2 separate regions of the Homo sapiens genome follow, and region 1 is linked to region 2. The links are chromatin contacts, found by Hi-C or POLR2A ChIA-PET in ENCODE. All regions are on one chromosome and are shown on one strand. The core of a region is the stretch at or near the end of the contact, and the rest is flanking DNA. Distances in the headings are between cores, read along the strand shown.

The links. A loop is a pair of places that touch in the nucleus more often than their neighbours do. ChIA-PET counts read pairs that join two places held with the same protein, here RNA polymerase II (POLR2A). Pooled maps may share reads with other maps.
Region 1: a map of heart left ventricle shows a loop between it and region 2 (4-fold over the local background). The contact joins the promoter of DDX42 here to the enhancer-like site in region 2. A Hi-C loop is called at or near these places in 4 of 168 maps with a recorded cell type or tissue (HepG2, PC-3, heart left ventricle and 1 more), 3 of 37 single-sample maps with no recorded cell type and 12 of 50 pooled maps. POLR2A ChIA-PET finds 5 or more read pairs at or near these places in 7 of 52 experiments (CD4-positive, alpha-beta T cell, HEK293T, HepG2 and 4 more).

Annotation. Positions count from the first base shown.
Region 1 is chr17:63,772,137-63,775,489 of GRCh38, reverse strand. It overlaps DDX42 (DEAD-box helicase 42), which reads right to left and starts at 1,320. Exons shown (of 18, transcript NM_203499.3): 1 at 1,114-1,320. CCDC47 (coiled-coil domain containing 47) reads left to right here and starts at 1,893. Exons shown (of 13, transcript NM_020198.3): 1 at 1,893-2,078. RefSeq lists a silencer at 992-1,281 and enhancers at 1,412-1,721, 1,434-2,018.
Region 2 is chr17:63,418,704-63,422,154 of GRCh38, reverse strand. It overlaps TANC2 (tetratricopeptide repeat, ankyrin repeat and coiled-coil containing 2), which reads right to left. Exons shown (of 28, transcript NM_001394998.1): 28 at 1-2,156. The coding sequence ends at 200. Among named protein-coding and RNA genes, the nearest start is that of CYB561, 26 kb to the left of the region's middle. Within about 2 kb of position 1,523, at least 2 of the 41 ENCODE cell types and tissues checked have a DNase peak (open chromatin) inside an H3K27ac peak, as active enhancers do.

The sequences.
Region 1 (3,353 bases), core at 71-2,570, 350 kb before region 2:
CTCCCCAACCCCCTTTCCAGCTTTCTTTTCCCTAAGATACTGATCATCTTCTAACATTCAGTATAATATATGTATCTGTTTGCCTCTCCTCCCGCTACTAGAAAGTTAAGTTCCCCAAAGGCAGGGGTCTAACACCTATCCCTATCACCTAGAACGGCGCTAGAGAATAGGCACCAATAAAAATACCCCTTGAATGAACGAATTGCACATTAGGCTACACAATGCTTCTTCCAGGTACAGGAAGATATATTTTCTTTTCCCAGCTGTCAAAATATAAACATTAATTTTTGTACGAAACACTCATTGCTCACCTCTTATGTGCCAGAAATGAGCTTGGCTCTGCAAAGCGCCTTAAGACATAGTCCCTGCGCTTGAGGAAGTCCTGGGTGTGTATACGAGAGAGGACAGACATAGAAACATCATTGACAAAAAGAAAACACAGGGAAGCCACAAGAAATTGGATAACTGCCTATAGGAGTGGGGGCAAGAGGGAAATTCTCAGTGATGAGAATGTAATTCCCCAAAACTCTCGACAGCTTCTCCTGTTTTTGATGCATATGTTTGCAATTCCATGTAAATTATTTATTCACATCAGATACGCTCTCAAGTAGGCCGCAAAAAAGTTTGTGTGACTACAGTGATGCTAATAATCGACCTACTCAACGCTGCACAAAGATCATCGCCTATATCTTTTCACTCCTCTCATTTGGCAGCTTTTGCCTCTCAGGACCCCAAATTCGGAGGCCTGCATCTCCCAAGCGCTGCCTCCTTGGGTCAGAATTCTCCCCGCGCTATTCCTGCCCTGGAGCCGGGCACCCTGCAAATCCTTTTCCTAGGCGAGGGGGCGCCGCCTCCGGAAAGCCGCCAACTGGGCCTCGGTAAGACTTGTGAGGGAAGCGGGAGCTGTGGGAGGGCGACGCGGCTAGGAAGGAACCCTAGAGGCCTCAGCCCCCACTCCCACCCCTTCCCGGCACCCCGGCCGCCGGTGCCCCGAGGCTCTGCCGACTCTTTGTTAAGCGAGGCCGCGGTTCCTCCGCCCTCGCTAGGCCCAGCAGTTGCCTCCAGTGCCCCCAAGGACTGGCGGCCTTGCGTCCAGAAACCCCACGCACAAACCTGCTGCTATGGCTGCAGCGGCAGCTGCTACAACCGCGGGCGCGGAGCGAATCCCGGAGCCCAAAGTACGCGCTGTCCCGGCCCGGTCCCGCCGCGCTCCTTCCTCTCCGCCCCCTTCGCCGCCGCCGCCGCCACCACCACCACCGCCGCCGCCACCGCCACCACCGCCACCGCCTCACGGCCCGTTGCTGAAGGGGGGAGGGGAACAAAAACGCGACATGCGCAGTGAGGAACGCGCGGGCAGAAGGGCGGGGCCGGGGCTACGGCTCCCGGAAGGCGCCTGACCTTAAAGCTCCAGAACGCCTCACAGGCTCCTCAGATACTCTGACGGGAAACTGCAGTTGGGTGGACAGTGTTCATGACCCATCTAGAAAGTGGGTCTGCGAATGAAGAAAAAGTGGCGTCAAGGGGCTAGCCAAAAATCCCAAGAGAAAACGGGTTGGACAGAAACCATATTTACATGAACATGCCTATAGTTTAAACTGTTGCATATACTACTAGAGCGACACTCTTGCCTCTGGCCACGTGGTCCCACACAGCATGGCCACCTTTAGCTTCCGGAGCACCGGTTCCGTGTGACGTCAACTTGACGGAATCCTAGGTAGGAGGATTGGGATAGGCGAGGGCAGTTCCGGCCCAGGGGCGGGGATTATGTAATTTTCCCAAAAGCCCCACCTCGCCTCAGCCGGGCGGGAGAGAGGGAGGTCTCGCGCTTTCCCCGGGGTTGCGTCCCGCCCCGCAGGCTGCGCGCAGGCGCTGACGAGCCGCTCGCATTCTACGTAACGGACGGCGGAGGCTACGTGAAGAGAGGCGCGGCGTGACTGAGCTACGGTTCTGGCTGCGTCCTAGAGGCATCCGGGGCAGTAAAACCGCTGCGATCGCGGAGGCGGCGGCCAGGCCGAGAGGCAGGCCGGGCAGGGGTGTCGGACGCAGGGCGCTGGGCCGGGTTTCGGCTTCGGCCACAGGTAAGGAGCGGGCCAGGACGCGCTCGTCGGCGTGGCCGGGCCAGGCCGAGCGGTGACTCCGAGTTGCTTGGCCTGTAGCCCGGTCCGGTTGAGATAATTGTAATGGTTTGGGGGAACTTTCCCACGGAGCTGTGAGCAAATGATAGCCAAAAGGGCAGAGTTAGAGGAAATGTACAGTGTGTGCCGGAGGATGACATTAGGATGTATTGATTCTCTTGGGTGGGGAGAAACTAGGCAAAGGGGTTTAATAGAAGCAAAAACCTCTGTGGCCAGTCTCTTCTGGAGGTTTCTAAAATGAAACGTGTTTGTATCCAACACATATAAAGAGACAGAGGAAAGTCTGCATGATTTCCAGAATACTCGTTTTGGCCGTTGTCAGGAAGACCTAATCTAAAATGACAACAAGGAATGATGGCCTCACTCAGTCCTCTTTCCTCAAGTCTAGACTCAGTCGCTGAGGAACTATTGGATGAGCTTGCAGAAAATAATCAAACCAGACTTGTTAGCGCTTGTGTGAATTTTCCTTGGTCCTGTGTTGCTTGCTTCAGGAGTCATAGAGGCTGGGTGGTCTGGCAAGGACTTGTGCATTTGAGAACTGACAGGTGCAGCGGAGACTTCTAAGAGGGAAAACCAAGGTAAAAATGGCTTGGATGATTGTAACCTAAATAACCTTGAAGGATCTCCATTATAGTGCTGAGTTATCTCAGAAGTGTTTCTATGGTGTGAATATTCTAATTGGAAATTCAATTTGAAATGATCGGATCTTTTGGCAGGCTGTTAATCGAGTTGACTGTTCCGGTGTTAACTTTTAGTTGCTTCTATATGAAAAAAAAGTTTTAAGAGTAGGATTTGAAAAGGAGGCTGGGCGCGGTGGCCCACGTCTGTAATCCCAGCACTTTGGGAGGCCGAGACGGGTGGATCACGAGGTCAGGAGATCGAGACCATCCTGGCTAACACAGTGAAACCCCGTCTCTACTAAAAATACAAAAAATTAGCCCTGCGTGGTGGCGAGCGCCTGTAGTCCCAGCTACTTGGGAGGCTGAGGCAGAAGAATGGCGTGAACCCGGGAGGCGGAGCTTGCAGTGAGCCGAGATCGTGCCACTGCACTCCAGCCTGGGTGACAGAGTCAGACTCCGTCTCAAAAAAAAAAAAAAAAAAAAACCCTTGGTACATATCTCCCGTAATACCCACTGCAGCCCTAAGAGGCAAGTAGCAAATGGTATCCCTTTTTTGTATGTGGAGAACAGGGAATTTTAAGTAATTAGGCTAAGGTCA
Region 2 (3,451 bases), core at 274-2,773:
AGAGAAACTGAAGTCCTGGCTCCCGGGAGGCCGCTTCCCAGTCGGCTGCATGCAAAGGATTTCAGCATGTGGGCTGCCACCTCTGAACACCACACAGAAACTACATGAGAAATTAAGCCAGAGAACTACCTCGAATGTGGAAACCAAGCCTGAAAATGTGCAGTGAAAACATATGGGTCTCACTCCAACAAAACGTCTTTTAAACATTAGACTCCACGAACGGTCTCTTTGGTTTGATAGGGGATGTCTGCCCTTGCCGAGAGTCTCGGGACAGCTGCCTGTACAGGTTGTCCTGGTATGCCTGAGCCACAGGTAGAGTCCGAGCTACCTTCACGTCGGGATAGGAGGAGGCCTGGCTGACTCGCTCCAAGAGGTCTCCACGAGACCCGTTAGCCAGCATCCCATGGGGGCTGTAATAATCGTCCTCCAGCAAATGGCCATTCTGTGCATTGTTGGTTTTGTTATAAAAGGCAATGTTGCTGATGGATGATGGTGGACTGAAGGACTCAGGCTGAGGCAGGTTGCCTGGAGACGTGGGACTGAGGACGGTGTCCACAGATGACACTGCCCAGGTCCGATTCTGCTGGTGGAGGTGGGGGTACTGCTGAGTCCGTGCTGTTTTATCTATGATCCCCATGAATGGTGTGGTCCTGGATCGGGTGGGCTCACTGGGGTAACCTCCTTGAGTTGGAGACACTGGCGACAGCTCGTCACATGACCTCTCATATGCAGGTTTCAGTGGGATCTCCATTTGCTGGATGGAAGAAGATGGCCGGAAGGTCGGAGTTAGGTTGGAGGTGGAGGAGATACTATTGCTAGATGGAGAGAAGCGAAGGCCTACACTTTGGGAATGCAGCAACGGCCTGGGAGTTGGCGGGTGCGGTTTGATTTCGTTAGGGTTGACACTGATAGGTCTTCTGATTAAATGCGACACATCAGGGGAACCTAGTTGGCTGGAGGAGCGCTCCAGATCTAGTTTTGAGTGACAGACTGGGTAATAGGATGCTGACTGGCTGCGTCCGATCTGTGGTGTCTGGCTGTATCTCACGCCACCTCGGTATGCTGAGGAAGGTCGCTGTGGAAGATCCTCTTTGGTCAATCCTCCATGCTGACAGATGGCGCCTGCACTCAGGCTGGCTTGGACATGCTGCACCGGCCTTCCATCCCCTACGATTCCCCCAATTGACCCTTGATAAACCAACCGGCTCTGGCTGACTCCTATGTCTCCTTGTGAAGACTGGTATTTACTGGCCATTGAATGGGCTACTTGGCCATAGGCTCCTGTGGGGATGACGGTGCTTGAATGGACGGCTGGGCTGGGCTGGTTACTTCTCACAATCTGGGCCTTGGCAGGCTGTAGCCTGAGCCCTTGCTGGGGAACTGCCACAGGGAGCTGAGGCATCTGGTAGGGCCGCTGGGCCATTTTGGATAATGGAGATTTGGGTCTGCCAGGAAGCTGACTGACGCTTGTTTCCTGCTGATAGCGCACGGGTGAACCAGACTGGGATCTATAGACACTCATACTTTCAGCTGGAGGGCTGGCCCGATACTGAGGGCCTCTCCGGAGAGGGGAAGGGGGAGGGCTTGGGTATTCTTTGCCCTGTCCTCCCACAGGAGGGGGGCTGAAACGGTAAGATCCTCCCTGATGAGCCGGGGAAGTGTGTGGTGGGCTAGGCCTGTAATGTGAGTTCTGATGAGTTGGAGAAAGGGCAGGTGAGGTGGACTGATAGGTCTGTCTAGTGGGAGAGCCTACAGAACTACTGGACCGGAAGTCAAAAACCTGATGAGAGCCAAGAGGTGAGCTGGAGATGTAGGCTGAGTCCCGATGCGGGGGAGAGGAGGGTGGGCTCTGGATGACCGGGAGCCCCTGGCTGGGCCGGGCCTCTGTCTGGAGGCCAATGGAAACATTTTCAACATCCTGTTCCAGGTACTCCTCCTCGAATATATCCTGTACAGAGTATATGTCTTCATGCTGTGGCTCAGGTTCTGCTTCTTCCGGCAACTGCTGCTGAGGCTGCGGTGGCGGCGGTGGCTGCTGTGGCTGCTGCATCTGTCTACACTCTTCTTCCACTCTCAGCAGAAGTCTCTGGATCTCACGGTTGTTGGGACACAGCTTGATGGCCTCGTTCAGGTCCTCTAAGGCTGCTGCGAACTGTCTGCTTGACAAAATGTGAACACAGGAACTGGAGTTATTCTGAATCCAGAGAAATCACCAAGAGCTGAGAACATGGTCACTATCTCAGAGAGCTGTGGTGGCGTCTGTGGGAGTCTGGGGTATTTCGGTTTAGTTGGATTTATAGGGAAGGAAACAGGAAGACTCATTCTGGAAGAGTCCGAATGATTCCCTAACCCATTCGGCCTCCATCTTCCTTCTGGCCTCTCTGGGAATAGTGGAGAAATGCCCCATTTTGTCAGTCCAGCCAGGCCCTTCGGGAAGTTGTTTTGGTGCCCAAACACACACCAGGCAGTATGAGAGTTGGGTGGGGTTGTCATTTACAGGGTCACTGTCAAGTAGCTTAGGAACAAAAAAAACTACATATTTAAAAATCTTGCTGATCCAGCAGAAATTTTTCTTTATATTCTCAATATTTTAGCTCCAAATTTCAGGCCTGTTCTACTCTAGGCAAGAACCCTGTCCTCTGCCCTTTCTAACCCTCATCTCTCAGAATTGCTGTGTCTCCATTTGCTCTATCAAAGTGGGGCAGGCATTAGGCTTGCTGACTAGGTCACTCGGGGCTGGAGCTGAGCTGACTCCAAGGAGACTCTAATTTACAAATGAAGAAATGAACTGTCAGAGACATTCCCATCTTCTCTACTAATATCACCTGACAGGGGCAACTGACCTTGTGAAAAAGGAACTACCCAGAGGGAAGGAGAATTTCAGTCAGATTTCTGTGAGGACTTCGTTGCCCCAGCTAGGTAAGAGTGCGATCACTGCCACCACCATCACTAGCCTCAAGCTGGGTGTGATTTTCGGGACCATGTGCCCCTGGCCATAGCAGTGAACCTGAAGCAGTTCTTTCCCATGCAGCTGGGGAGGAGGAGGGCAGGAGGCATAAGAGACAGTGACAAGTTACACAAAGATCACTGATGGCAGGTTCTAGGTTATTCTGGGAGCTTTTCTGCCCAGTGGCCAAACTAAAGCAGATGGGCACAAGGAATGTGGAATGGTGTTCTCTTAGAGGGTCCTCTCCATCCTGGCAGCAAGGACCTCTTGACTCTGTGTGTGTGTGGTGGGTGATGGTTTAGGTGGAAGGGGGTCTGATGCCACCAGACTTGAGGAGAGCCCCAGAGGGAAGACTAACTAATCCGGGATTCCTCAAACGCCTATGGGAGAAGGAAGAGGAACCTGTGATGTTAAGTGAACCATCCTACTTTCCCTCTAAAGCGGGGGTGGGGTGCTCTGCTTAAGTGATTTCTTTAAGTCGCCGTTGTCTCTTTGTGCTAGCTG